4 separate regions of the Homo sapiens genome follow, and regions 1, 2 and 3 are each linked to region 4. Evidence: chromatin contacts called from ENCODE Hi-C data. All regions are on one chromosome and are shown on one strand. The core of a region is the stretch at or near the end of the contact, and the rest is flanking DNA. Distances in the headings are between cores, read along the strand shown. Region 1 overlaps GRIN2A (glutamate ionotropic receptor NMDA type subunit 2A). Region 2 has its middle 88 kb from the start of ATF7IP2. Region 3 holds the start of ATF7IP2 (activating transcription factor 7 interacting protein 2). Region 4 overlaps USP7 (ubiquitin specific peptidase 7).

Evidence for each region. A loop is a pair of places that touch in the nucleus more often than their neighbours do. Pooled maps may share reads with other maps.
Region 1: a loop to region 4 is called in a pooled map, with 12 times the contacts of the local background. The contact joins two enhancer-like sites. A Hi-C loop is called at or near these places in 2 of 37 single-sample maps with no recorded cell type and 4 of 50 pooled maps.
Region 2: a loop to region 4 is called in a map with no recorded cell type, with 19 times the contacts of the local background. The contact joins two enhancer-like sites. A Hi-C loop is called at or near these places in 6 of 37 single-sample maps with no recorded cell type and 3 of 50 pooled maps.
Region 3: a pooled map shows a loop between it and region 4 (4-fold over the local background). The contact joins the promoter of ATF7IP2 here to the enhancer-like site in region 4. A Hi-C loop is called at or near these places in 2 of 37 single-sample maps with no recorded cell type and 2 of 50 pooled maps.

Annotation. Positions count from the first base shown.
Region 1 is chr16:9,912,473-9,915,773 of GRCh38, forward strand. All of the region lies in intron 3 of GRIN2A (glutamate ionotropic receptor NMDA type subunit 2A), which reads right to left. Among named protein-coding and RNA genes, the nearest start is that of GRIN2A, 270 kb to the right of the region's middle. Within about 2 kb of position 2,004, at least 3 of the 41 ENCODE cell types and tissues checked have a DNase peak (open chromatin) inside an H3K27ac peak, as active enhancers do.
Region 2 is chr16:10,295,811-10,299,315 of GRCh38, forward strand. No RefSeq gene overlaps it. Among named protein-coding and RNA genes, the nearest start is that of ATF7IP2, 88 kb to the right of the region's middle. RefSeq lists an enhancer at 1,978-2,027. Within about 2 kb of position 1,726, at least 5 of the 41 ENCODE cell types and tissues checked have a DNase peak (open chromatin) inside an H3K27ac peak, as active enhancers do.
Region 3 is chr16:10,384,705-10,388,051 of GRCh38, forward strand. It overlaps ATF7IP2 (activating transcription factor 7 interacting protein 2), which reads left to right and starts at 1,357. Exons shown (of 14, transcript NM_001393719.1): 1 at 1,357-1,418. RefSeq lists a silencer at 1,096-1,235.
Region 4 is chr16:8,890,590-8,894,079 of GRCh38, forward strand. It overlaps USP7 (ubiquitin specific peptidase 7), which reads right to left. Exons shown (of 31, transcript NM_003470.3): 31 at 1,508-3,490. The coding sequence ends at 3,409. Among named protein-coding and RNA genes, the nearest start is that of LITAFD, 10 kb to the left of the region's middle. RefSeq lists enhancers at 909-1,178, 1,239-1,388, 1,459-1,518, 1,569-1,798. Within about 2 kb of position 1,867, at least 11 of the 41 ENCODE cell types and tissues checked have a DNase peak (open chromatin) inside an H3K27ac peak, as active enhancers do.

The DNA.
Region 1 (3,301 bases), core at 754-3,253, 1.0 Mb after region 4:
AAGATAAAGCACTCTTCTTAAAATTCAGAGTAAGTGGGTGGGGTGGGGGGAGGGTAGTACAAAGAAGTGGTTAAGAACAGAAGCTTTGGACTTAAGAGTCCTTGCTTTGTATCTCAGTATTGCTAGTTATGAGTCTGCCTCTTTAATTGTGCCAACTGGGATTCATGTTTAAAATCTGCATAATGGGGATAATAAAAATACTCATATGGAGTATCTCTGCGTATTAAAAGGGCAATATGCACAAAACACTTTGTAGAGAGCCTGGAACATAGTAACTGAAGAATAAACATTAGTTATCACTGGTATTAATGGGCACAATTAAAGGTGAATGATCTGAGCCAAGGAACAAATGCTATTGAATTTCATATCTAAAAGGCAGTAATAGCTGTGCTGTTCAGCAAAAGTGGATGGGAGGATTCCAAGGCAGATAATTCAGCTGGACCCAAATAGTCTCCACATAGAAGAGTTTTAAGGTTATCTATCTAAACCAACAGAACTGCTCCCTCTGCCCTTGGCCTCGCCATACATTGCAGAAACTCTTCCCAGTCTTCCTGCCAGAAGATTCCAGTGTCCACATGATTTCTCTCCACTTCTTTGGAGGGTCCCTTCCACTGATAGCTTAAAGTGTCAGCAAGAGTTTCCTTTCACTGAACCACAGTTATTTCCTTGAAGCTTCAACCCACTAGCTCTAGTTCTCTACTGTAAGCAAAGGAGACTAATTCTACTACAATTTCCGGATGGCAGTCCTTTAAAACTCTGAAGCCAGTTCTTGGGTCACTCCTTATGAGTCTCCTCTAGGGAAACATTTCTCATAAGACACATAGTAGATATGGGTGCTCTATTTCATTCAAAAATATACATATAGAGTCTTCACTCTTTTTCTCCAGACAGGATCTTGAATTTGCAGAATGAGATTCTATTCCAGGGACCTTTATGTAAAGATTTATAGACATTTGCTACAACGCATTGTGCAACCTTGTATTTTAGGTCAAATAAGTAATTGAAACAAGTTTCTTTATGTTTCCCCTCTATATAGAAATAATTAATAATAATATTAAATTGAGGGTCCAACATCGGCTAGGCACAGTGCTGGGTGTTTAACATAAGTTATCGCATTTTATACTTCAGCAGCTCTGGAACTAAGCAGCTAATGCATTCAATTGAGAGAGTGTTTGCATGTTTCGGAAATTGGGCCTTGTATCCTGGAAAAGAGCTATATTCTACGCTTCATTTACACTTCACTCATCAAAACACTCTTTGGTAAGAGCTATTTGATGTTCTAGGTCCAACTTTTTTTTTAGCTTTTGCCTTTGAGAGGTCATGTTTTGCATTCTTTGACTCAATCCTCAAGGCTCTGAGCCTGCTTAAAATGTAGAAGGCAGATAACGTTTGGGCTTGAAGTTTGAAATAACATTTTTTTTTCCATTTCTCCTTTGGGAGGGATATTGTATTTCACCCACAGGGGTTCTTTTTACTTGTTGCTGATTTTCAAAAGAAAAAAAGAAAAGAACAAAATTACAAAATCCATTACGTGAAGGCATTAGAACTGAGTGTGAAAAACAATTTAGAATAGAGGCTCCCAAGAATGTTTGATTTGGAGAGAACTAGAAAATCATTCTTGGTTAAAAAAAAAAAAAAGATGCAGTTCCAGTATTAGAATAAAATCAGACACTAATTTCTTCCAGCTAAAGTACAGCCAAGAGTCAAAATGCCAAGTCATCATTTAAAAAAACGGCAAATCTTAGTATTTCTTTCCTGGACAAAAACACCTAGGAAGACAATAAAACTTTACAGAACTGCCAGTTTTCAACATGCTGGCAGCAAAACCCAGCAGATGCACCAACAAGAAAGGCAGACCTAAACCAGCCTAGCAGGGGCATCATTTGGCAAAGGGACAGCCTGCCACCATACTGGTTTCTATTTCAGATAACAAAATTGTCCAATAGTGTCTAATAGAGTTAACTCAACCAGCTGTGTGGCTGACAGGCCTGCACCTGCTTTCAGTATCAGTTCTGGCTTCTGAACAGCACAGGCTATTCCAGTTCTTCTCACCGTGTTAAACCACAGAAAATTTCCCAATGCACAAGTTCTGAAACTATCTTCAACGCATACGCATTTGTTTTGCTGTGGCTCAGAAGTTAGGCTTATTGAAGATGGAAAGATGGTCCCAGAGAGAACAAAGTGGGAACGTAAGGGGCTCCCAGACCCAAAGCTGAGGAAGACGACAGTGAATTGAAACTTGCCATTAAGGCTATAACAGCTTAATCACCTGGATATGATAGCAGCAGTTAGACAAGCCACAAAGAGACTCAACTGAAAGCTGAAGCATTGTGCTACAAGACAGCTAAGGGGCAGAAGAGCCAACAGCAACATTCCCCACATGTGGGAAGGGGCATATGTTTCCATTTATTTACAGCCTATTGATTATGCAGCTTTTTTTTTTTTTTTTTTTTTTTTTTTTTTTTTTTTTTTTTTTTTTAATGAGACGGAATCTCACTCTTTCATCCAGGCTGGAGTGCAGTGGCGCGATCTCGTCTCACTGCAAGCTCCGCCTCCCGGGTTCACGCCATTCTCCTGCCTCAGCCTCCCTAGTAGCTGGGACTACAGGCAACTGCCACTGCACCCGGCTAATTTTTTGTATTTTTAGTAGAGATGGGGTTTCACCATGTTAGCTAGGATGGTCTTGATCTCCTGACCTCATGATCCGCCCGCCTCAGCCTCCGAAAGTGCTGGGATTACAGGCGTGAGCCACCACTCCCGGCCAACTATACAGAATTCTTAATAAGGCAAGCTGAAGCTGACGGCAATTTACAAGTCAGGGAAATAAGAATCAACTGGTCAAGGAACACATCAAAACTGGGAGGACTTGAATCAAGTCCACCACCCTTAATAATAGCCACCTTCCTTAAGAACAGCACAGACCTACACAACTATCCAAATGTTCTAATAAAGGTAGAAAATACATACAAACAAGTATTTTTCTGTGAAAGCAGCTTTATGGTAAGATTATTTATCAAGGCCATTGCCCCAATTACTTGTTTCTACTTATTTGAACAGAGACAGTGTAATGGAATCCTGCTCCTAAAACTTGTATGTTTTTTTAACCAATGGTAAGAGATGGGACTCACAACTCACAGTTGCTCTGTCCAATGAATTGATGTAATTGATGTCATTGTTATTAATATTAGAAGTACACCATCAATGGAGGTAGTTTAGGTGGTGGTGACAAGCACTGACTCTGGAGTTAAATTATTTGGGTTTGTGAACTGTCTCTGCAACTTGCTACTTATATAAACTAGTT
Region 2 (3,505 bases), core at 476-2,975, 1.4 Mb after region 4:
CCCACCCTTCCTCAGTGGCTGGGCTGAAACTACTGCCCCTGGTTCTCAGTTAAACCTTAGGATTCTCAAGTGCAGGGTTTCTCTATCTTTGCCTGAAAGATTGAAACTTTGAGACTGGGCGTGGTGGCTCACACCTATCATTCCAGCACTTTGGGAGGACAAAGTGGGTGGATCACTTGAAGCCAGGAGTTGGAGACCAGGCTGGGCAACATGACAAAACCCCATCTCTACAAAAAATACAAAAATTAGCTGGGCATGGTGGCATGCACCTCTGGCCCCAGCAACTCAGGAGGCTGAGGTGGGAGGATCGCTTGGTCCTGGGAGGTGGAGGTTGCAGTGAGCTAAGATCATGCCACTGCACTCCAGCCCAGGCAACAGAGTGAGACTCTGTCTCCAAAAAAAAAAAAAAAAAAAAATTCAACCTCTAGAAGCAAAGTAGAGAATCTCATTCCTATCCAGCTGGCACTGACTATGTGGGAGTTTGACATTATGTTTAGGGGCTAAAGTTTTTTTATTCCAATAGATCATGTACGAGTTAAGGGATATTATCCATTCGAATAAAACCTTCGCCCTCTGAAAGTTCCCTGAAAATCAACTGACAAAATGTAAATGATAGAAGAAAAGGCATACACGTTTATTAGCATGTGCTGGGGAGGATCGCAGAGTGATGGCCTAATATCCCAAAGGGATACAGATTCTTCTATATCCGACTTCTTAGGGGAGAGGATCATGGAAAAGTGTGAATGATTTTAGGAGAATAGCAAAGGATTTTTATTTTTATTATCATTATTATTTTGAGACAGAGTTTTGCTCTTGTCGCCCAGGCTGGAGTGCACTGGCGCAATCTCCACCTACTACAACCTCCGCCTCCTGGGTTCAAGCAATTCTCCTGCCTCAGCCTCCCGAATAGCTGAGATTACAGGTGCCCACCACCATGCCCAGCTAATTTTTGTATTTTTAGTAGAGACGGGGTTATGCCGTGTTGGGCAGGCTGGTCTCCAACTCCTGACCTCAGGTGATCCACCCGCCTCGGCCTCCCAAAGTGCTGGGATTACAGGCGTGAGCCACAGCTCCCAGCCACAAAGGATTTTTAGGGGAATTCAATGGGCTTAGAGAACACACAGTGGCTCAGAACAAAGTCTGTTGGGTCTGCAGAGCAGAAAATGATTTGTGACAAGTCTGTTCAGGTGTGTTGGCAGACTTCAGTCAGTCTTCCTGCGATGTGAGTTCAGCTAATGAAAACTCAGGGACCGGGGTCATTGTTTTCTTCTTTTTCAGGTCCGGGCTTTAGGTAGATAAGGGAACTTCAGAGAACAACTTCATCCTGTGTTTTGGGAGACACGGAGGACTGAGCGATGAGAAGTAGGTGGGTGAGGTCAGAGAGACCTTAGGTCTTCCTCAGTTCGGCCCATCAGAGTGCCCTATTTTGGGGTATCGGTTTCTGACTCCCAACAATGGTGAAAAAATTGGGCTTGAAGTGGACTGGAAAGTTAGTAAAATTTCTTTAACTGTAGCAGGAGGAGTCATAGACACAACCTCTCAGACACCGGATTGTGGAAGGAAAGAGCTTTATTCTTCTGGGAGCATCGGCAGACTCAAGTCCTAGAAACTGAGCTCCCTGAATAAGTAATTCCTGTCCCTTTTAAGGGCTCACACCTCTAAAGGGACTGCATGAAGAGGGGGTCGTGACCGATTGGGCAAGCGAGGGGTAGGTGACTGACGGCTGCATGCACCAGTAATCACAACGAAACAGAACAGAACAGGGAGTTTCACAACGCTTCCTCATACAGTGTCTAGAATCTATAGATAACTCAAGCAGTGAGGTCAGGGGTTGAATTTTAACTACCAGGCCCGAAATGTGACGCTGGGCTGTCTGACTATGAATTTCACTTCTGCTTATTCTTTTAACTTCTACCTTTTCAGCAAACAAGAAATTAAGTATAAGACAACATGAGGAGTGGTCTCCTTTCTCATGACCACCTCCGCTAGTTCAGAGAAAGGCGCCCACAGTGACTGGGTGACCAAGATATAGTTGCCTCAGACATTTGCATTTCAAAGGGGATAAATCCAAGACCTTTGAAAAAAATGTTTCTGGGTTGTAAATCTGGCAAGAGGCTTACTTGCCTCTGAAGAGATTTATAGACACACCAAAAGATTAAAGTAAGAATTTACGACCACTAGGTTTCTCTCAGGAATACTCTAAGAGGAGGAGGATATGGTCTCTTTTCTTTTGTGGTAACAGGGGAAATTCTTTTTTTTGTTTTTTCTTTTTTCTTTTTTTTTTTCTTCAATTGGTGATACTCAATTGTCCCAAAACTCTTAGAGTGATTAGAACAGAAAAAGTTAAATATATCATTGATTTATTTTTTCGGTCTATTTTTTTCAAAATGCCATTATAAGGGTAACACAATTTTATTGTGAGGAAACTGGGGAAGTAAAGAAAATCATGAGGAAACTCAAAGCCAGCTTTTGAAGTTCATTCTAAAAGGATGAACTCAATTTGGGTCTGCTTGGTAATTATGTAAATGTCCTGTTATAATTGATAATTAACTATTTTGTGTTTTGCATCATCAAAGCCAGCTCGGTATAGTTGAATAAAAGGTACACCAAATGAAATCTCATATCTAGACTAATTTCAAGAGAACCAAAGGAAATTATTATAATTATCATGAACTTTCTAATCACTAGAACAGCATAAAACCTTTCTTTATGTAGCAAAGTACCAATGAGTGGCAGGTGCAAGATAGAGGCTGTCACAAAAGAAAGGGCAGCCTAAGAATGAGAAGTTATAGCTTCTCTTTTCTATTTCTCCTCCCAGAGGTTGAGTTCTGCATGCCCTCCGTCCCCACAATTCTACTTGACATTGCCACTGCCTTCCTCTAACCTGTCTCTGTTTCTTCCTTACATTGCTGGTGGAATGACCATTCCGTCTGACATATCAGATTATTCACTATTTCTTCCTTCTCTGTTACTCATTTGTTGAACAAGTTTACTGAGCATCTATGTGCCAGCCACTAGCCAAAATGCTGTGGCAAGACCTGGCACAGTGGTTCATGCCTATAATCCCAGCATTTTGGAAAGCTGAGGCATGGCCAATTGCTTGAGACCAAGAGTTCACAACCAGTCTGGGCAACATGGCGAAACTCTGTCTCTACAAAAAAATAAACCAGCAAACAAAAAAAGTTAGCCAGGAGTGGTGGCACACACCTGTGGTCCCAGCTACTTGAGAGGCTGGGGTGGGAGGATCACCTGAGACTGGGAGGTCGAGGCTGCAGTGAGCTGAGATCGCACCAGTGCACTCCAGCCTGGGTGACAGAGAAAGACCCTATCTCAAAAACAAAACAAAACAAAGTGCTGGGGCTATAACCATGAAAGTGATAGGAGAGAGCGCTGGTAACAGTACTCTCTTCTTCATTCTCTTCCTCCTGGCCTATCTCCTTCTTCCTCCTTTCCCTAGTTTCACTACTTGGGGCTCCAATATGAAGACCTTTTTGGATGTATTGCA
Region 3 (3,347 bases), core at 107-2,606, 1.5 Mb after region 4:
ATGACCCAACCTAGATTGTCCGGACTTGCCTCATTTTTCTCCTAACTGGAAGTGACAAGGCAGGCAGCTCTAGCCTCATGACAAGCGTGGTGGCTCACGCCTGTAATCCCAGCACTTTGGGAGGCCGAAGCAGGTGGATTACCTGAGGTCGGGAGTTCATGACCAGCCTGATCAACATTGAGAAACCCCGTCTCTACTAAAAATAAAAAAAAAACTTAGCCAGGCACTGTGGCGCATGCCTATAATCCCAGCTACTTGTTGGGGGCAGAGGTAGGAGAAGCGCTTGAACCCGGGAGGCGGAGGTTGTGGTGAGCCGAGATCGCGCCATTGCACTCCAGCCTAGGCAACAAGAGCAAAACTCTGTCAAATAAATAAATAAATTAATTAATGAAAAAGAGGGCATTATGGATCTAATCTACTGTTGTATTTCCTGTATTTTCTACACAGTGGGCATTCAGTGACCACCTGTTGAGTGAGTTCATGGCATCCAAGTGCACAGCCACCTAAGGCATCGGGCCTCATGAAATCACAAGCAGCCAAGGCTGGCAGGTTCCTGGGACAATTTAGCAAACTCAAGGCTATGGTGCGGGTGGGTGCAGTGGCTCATGCCTGTAATCCCAACATATGGGGAGGCAGAGGTGGCGGATCACCTGAGGTCCAGGAGTTCAAGACCAGCCTGGCCAACATAGTGAAACCCCATGTCTATTAAAAGTACAAAAATTAGCCGGGCATGGTGGTGCACACCTGTGGTCCCAGCTACTCGGGAGGCTAAGGCAGGAGAATCGCTTGAACCTGGGAGGTGGGAAATGGGGGTACAGTGAGCTGAGATCACGCCACTGAACTCCAGCCTGGGCGACAAGAGCGAAACTCCGTCTCAAAAAAAAAAAAAAAAAAAAAAGACTACGGTGCTAGGACCAATCTCCTGAGTCACAAAATTTAAGGAGTCGTCCAAAAAAGTAAATAAGATAAATATTTTCAAACAATATTAGAAAATTCAAATCGGAAACTACCGACCGGGTGAGGAGTTGTTTTTGTAAATAAGGTCTTATTCCTAATAAGTTTCGAAAGTCTAAATCTTCACACGAGTCACTCAAAAGAAAGGCCCAGCTCAGGAGCCTGCATCTGCGCTATGGCGGGTAAGCCCCGGTGGCTGACCGGAAGAAGCGCCCACGGAGGCGAACCCCAGGCGCCCCTCAGCCTACTTCCATTTCCCCTCGCGACCCTTCGCCCCGCCCACTCTAGCTGGCTGTGCCTGACTGGCTGGGCTGCCGCATATTCGCGCTGCCATTGGTCCATAATCAGCTGGGGGTGGGCGTAGGGAGACCTACTTCAGCAGGTCCTGGCCGGACCAGCATTGTTAACGGCTGCGGTTCGAAGTGGCTGTGGGTATTGCTGCGGCTGGTGCGTCGTCGCTCTAGGTACGTTGGGGCCGGGCGAGTGTCCTGCGAGAGCGGCGATTGGCGGGGTGGCGGCTCTAGGAGCGTCGGTCGCCTCTCTGAGGGCCGGCCCCGGAGGCCTCGGAGCGCCGGGCCTACCGGACGTTTGCGGCGAAGCTGCCCTGACTGAAAAGCGTCCGCGGGGCCGTCTGACAGGTCCGGGAAGAGGCCCCTGAGGGGCGGACGGGCGCGTCTCCACCGTTTTCGCAGAGGGATACTGGTGAAGCGGGAGTGGTGTGCGGCCTCAGGTCCGGGCGGCACTGGGGTTAGGGACTGCGGAGGGAAGTGGTGCGTGTTTTTTGTCCTGAGGGGTAAGTAAAAGCTCGCTCTTGTCCGGAATGCTTTCAGAAATTAACGGATAAATCTCCACCTCCACCAATTTTAGTGTCCCATTGCCAAATTTTCTTGAGTTGTTTTAATCATCTAATGAAGTCAGGTGCCAGAAGGCAACTGGATCTCGCCTGGCGGCCTTGAAGTTTGTTAAAAAGTAGGGACCAGAGCATCAGGAAAAATACAAAATTCTGAGTAAAATGCTGAAATCCCGTACCTCTGAGCTTGCCGGTGTAAGGATGGTAGGATTTAAGGAAGACGATTTCCTTAAGGTAGAAGTTCGTTTTTATGAATATGTTTTTAAGAAAATTCCATCTTATCGCCCTTCTCTAACCAGTTTTCTCCAAGTTTGGCAAGCAAGTTTGAGAAAGAGAGGACGCAATAATTTTTTTTGCCTTATTTTTGTTAAAACCTTACCGCACTTAAGGAAACGGACTTTCTACCTTTCCGTGTTTCTGTGTTGAAAATGAAGTTTCTAACCACGTGTTCCTTCCTTTACGACACAATGGCTTTTTCTGTTCTGAAGACTTGCATATGGTTAATATGTATGGAAGAAGAGGACAGTTGTACTGAATAGTCCACATTAGAAAAATTATGTCATATTCACTTAAATTGTTATTCTAGATTGCGACTTAATACTGTTTTTATTATGATTTTGTCATATTTATTGTAGCCAGTAAATGACCTGCGACATAACTATTTGCAAAACAAATGGGGAAGACCAAGATAAAGATAAGTTATATCACAGGAAAGCAATTGAAAATGCAAAAATGAAGCATCTGAATGAAGGACTAATAACACTGAATTCAGCTTTTGTGAAGTATGCCTTTCTTCTTAGCTCGTTTATTCTGCAATACGTTTGTAGAAGTGTTGACTCCGATCTTAATCAAATTTACTTCACTCTCAGTCTTATCTGCAGATATGTACAGACCACATCCTAAGATTGACTTCTGCCTCAACAGAAATACATGAGCCAGTGCCTTATTGGAAATGATTTGCGTGTTTTAAGAACTGGTGTATATAGGTACATCTTGAATGTTCTGCTTTCCTTGCCTTATGCCTGTACTTCACCTCAGCCTTCAATTCCATTGTGTTTCCTTGCTACTTGGTATCTTGAAATCTGGTACGAAACTATTGCATGATCCCTGCACCTTTGCTTCTGCATATATCATAGCTCTCTTATAGTGAGTGTGCACAATCTATTTCATTTGATGTAATCAAAGTTTAATATATTGGATAGTTAAAAATAAAATACAACTTTAAATGCGCAAGAGTATTAGTTCTCATTGTTGAGCGAGATGATACAAAATACCAAAAAATCTTATTCTCTCATTCTATGTCAGTCTATTTTACTCCCCCCCCCTCCCCCCGCCACCCGGACACACACACACTGCGGTGACTTATCTATCTCGTTTATTTTATTTTATTTTACTTATTTATTTTTCTTTGTGAGGCAGAGATTCGCTCTTTGGCTCAGGCTGGAGTGAAGTGGCGCGATCTCGGCTCACTGCAACCTCCTCCCTCCGGGTTCAAGTGATTCTCCTGCCTCAGCCTTGCAAGTAGCTGGGATTATAGGCGCCC
Region 4 (3,490 bases), core at 617-3,116:
AGCCACAGGTGGCCAGAAGCTCCACCGCGACAAAGTTCTGATGAACACGACTGGGTGAGGACAGGGTGGTAGCAAGGCTGGCCGGAAACACTACCCATTACTCCCTCACACAAAAGTCTTAGGGATGTAGTCCAATGGGGTTGGCAAGGTCTGGTTGTTATCTTGACTCCCCTCCTCCCCAGGGGACCTACCTACACCACTAGGAGGTAGTGACTCGGCTATCTAATCTGAAGCTCTCTTGGCCCAAGAGGCCCTTATAGCAAGCCATGAAGACAGATCATTTCCCTGCAATCCAGGGTTGGTAAACCTACAAAAGGGGTTTTTAAAAACAAAGCTTTGTGGGGACAGCCTCGCCACTCAATTGTTGTCTGTGGCTGCGTTCATGCTATGTTGGCAGAGCTGAGAGTCCCAACAGAGACCATCACACAATACCTACTCTGGCCTTTTACAGAAAGTTTACCAACTCTGACCCTAGCCTAAGCCCAAACCACAAGAGAGATGTCTTACTTACACACCTCACCTTAGTAATTCAAGGAACCTTCAGGTGCTATGGCTTTGAGACGGAGTCTCCCTCACGCTGTCACCCAGGCTGGAGTGCAGTGGCACGATCTCAGCTCACTGCAACCTCTGCCTCCTGGGTTCAAGTGATTCTCTGGCCTCAGCCTCCCGAGCAGCTGGGACTGCAGGTGTCTACCACCATGCCCGGCTAATTTTTGCGTTTTCAGTAGAGACAAGGTTTCACCATGCTGGCCAAGCTGGTCTTGAACTCCTGACCTCAAGTGATCCACCGATCTCAAGCCTCCCAAAGTGCTGGGATTACAGGTGTGAGCCACCGCATCCGGCCCAGGTGCTATAGGTTTTATCGCATTTGCTTTAACTGTGAAGGTGGTTTCAGAGTTAAGACTTTAAACTACTCACAATTTCCATCCCTGGCACCATAAACATTTGCCTCACAGCAAATGAGTGATGTTATGTATGACGCCAAATGTCCTTGCCGTCTGGTGAAAGAGAAGCTGGGTCAGGGCCTCCATCAGGAAGCGATGGTGTCTAGACGTGGCTTCTCGCCCTGTCAAGGCACCCACGTTGCAGGGGACTCTGCCAGGTCCCATAGTGTCTCCCTTGGGCTTTGCTCACAGCACGAGCCACCGCGCCTGGCTGCTCTTCTCATTTTGAAACAAGACTGCTTCAGCTCGCTGCTCTTGTGTGTGAGGGCGTGGGAAGGGCCACTGTGACCGCAGGCCCTTGCTGTCACGCAGTGGTTTTCAGGGCTCCCCGCTGTGAAGACTCCGAATGCTGTCAACAGATGGCATCCACACCCCACAGAGGGAGAGGACACAATAGTCCCAGGGGTTACAGTGAGGCCGGAGAAGGGGAGTTCATTTTTCTTTCTTTAAAATTTCAGCTTGTCTCCCCAGAACCAGTTTAACAAACTCAAACTCCTGACACTGTAACTGCGAGTGAGTGGAAAAGGGAACGCGGCAGATGACGGAAACATTACAACACGTTCTTTGGAAAAAGAGTCATTTAATACCTTAAGGGAGAGTAGGAACTTTCAGTTACCTAAGACTACAGCCAACCCCCAGCCCAGAACAAAAACAAGACACCTTAATGTTTGTTCAAAGACAAACCCACAGCGAACGGCTCTCGCACCCCTGCTCTAACTCCTCTTTCTGGGGGAGGAAGGAGGGAAGGGCCAGGTCCGCGGGGACCCTCACTCCCTGCTTTCTATCACACGGGTCACAAGGCAGCTCTCAGAGCAGAAGGCACACACACTGCAGTGGAAGTTGAGAAAGGAAGTCACTCCAAGGTACACACTGGCCCAAAGACCAGGAAACCGTGCCACGGAGCTGGAAGGCAAGGCCGATGGGACGGTGCAAGGACCACGCCCACGATAGCGCCTGCCGCCCCGAAGGGCCTCGTGACACATCAGGTCACATCTCCAGTCACCTTATTTGTACACAGTTCTCTCCTGGAAAACCTTTCATTTCTTAAGAGTAAATGTGACTAGTTAGAGGCTAAAAAAAAAAAAAAAAAAAAAAAGAAACAAGAGACCCTGCCCCCGCAAAACGGAATTAGAAGGAAAAGTACATCTCAGTGAAACCTTGTTACAAATGCCAAGGTTTCCCAGGCCTGTTTCCAGGGAGAGTAGAAATCTTCCTCCACTTCCACGTAACTCACTGAATTATAATTTTTATAGAAAATTTTATTCAACATACAACATTTTCCAGCAAAAAGGCAATATACAGGAAGAGTTGGTGTACACTGCTCCCACAGAAACAACCCAAAAAATACCGGAAAAGGATGAAAAATAAGAGTGATTTGCTGATTCTATTTTACTGCACTCAAAACTAGACACGCAGCTGGCATTAGCTCCAAAATAAAAGGAAACGGGGCTGGGACCGAAATAAAACTACACACAATGAATATCAACATCAGTGAAATTCACTTGCAGACTCACCCAACAAAAAGGAACCTCCTCCCAGTGGCAAATTGTACATGTTCATTCATTAAATATACAATTCATTTTTCCTTTTTTTTTCATTTTTAACTTTTTTACAAAGTCGACAGCTTACTAACCACTAGTGAGCATGCCCTCTTGCTAAAAGGCTTTCTTGTCGTCTGTTCCACTTTAACGAAATTCTATTTATAATCCTTTCACCTGCTCGTATGAACTGTTGAGATCGTAAGTCTGCCAAGGCAGCAGAGTAAACCTTAATTGAATTTAACAATGTTCTTGATTTAATAAAAAGACCCCCACAATGTCTGTCCGGACTGTATTCAGTGCATCCACTTTGCAAAGGGGCTGCAGACAGTAGTGGCTGACGAGGTGAGACAAGTTTATTAAAAAGCCCCCAGGCAGCTGGAGGAGGAGAACCCGAGGAAGGGCCGACAATGCACACAATGAAGGGAAGAGCGCTATTTATTAGGTTGTGAGTTTCTCTGTTTTGCCTTAACAGATGCACAAAAGGTCATTGAAAGTATAACTGAAGGAAATAGGTCAGACGAGCCTAAACACAAGACTTGCTAGCTGCAGGGCTGGTGCACGGGACCCCAGGAAGGCAGCCGAGCCACTCGTGCCCACTAGGGACAGCCCAGAGACCTTGAGCCAGGGACCCCCGATCCACTAACCTCTTCTCCCCCATTGCGCTGACAGTTGCCTTGCACTGTGGTTACCATAAAATAACTCTCATTGGCATCCAAGCTTTATAAAAACATCTTCATTTTGCTCAAAAAGGGCAGTCAATAGATACAGAGAAGCCAAACTGAACAGCCTCAATAAAATAAAATTAACACCAGCAGCGAATCCTCTTGCTGAAGACTTCGGCTAGAGGGCACGTGCACCAAAGTTCTAGGCTGTTAAGGGGCCACCCACACACCGTCCTCGCCTTGAACACACCAGCTTGGAAATCAGTTATGGATTTTAATGGCCTTTTCAAGGTAAGTGTAGCGACTCCTCTTTGGGGCTTTGTTGAAGTGGTCGAGCCCTAGC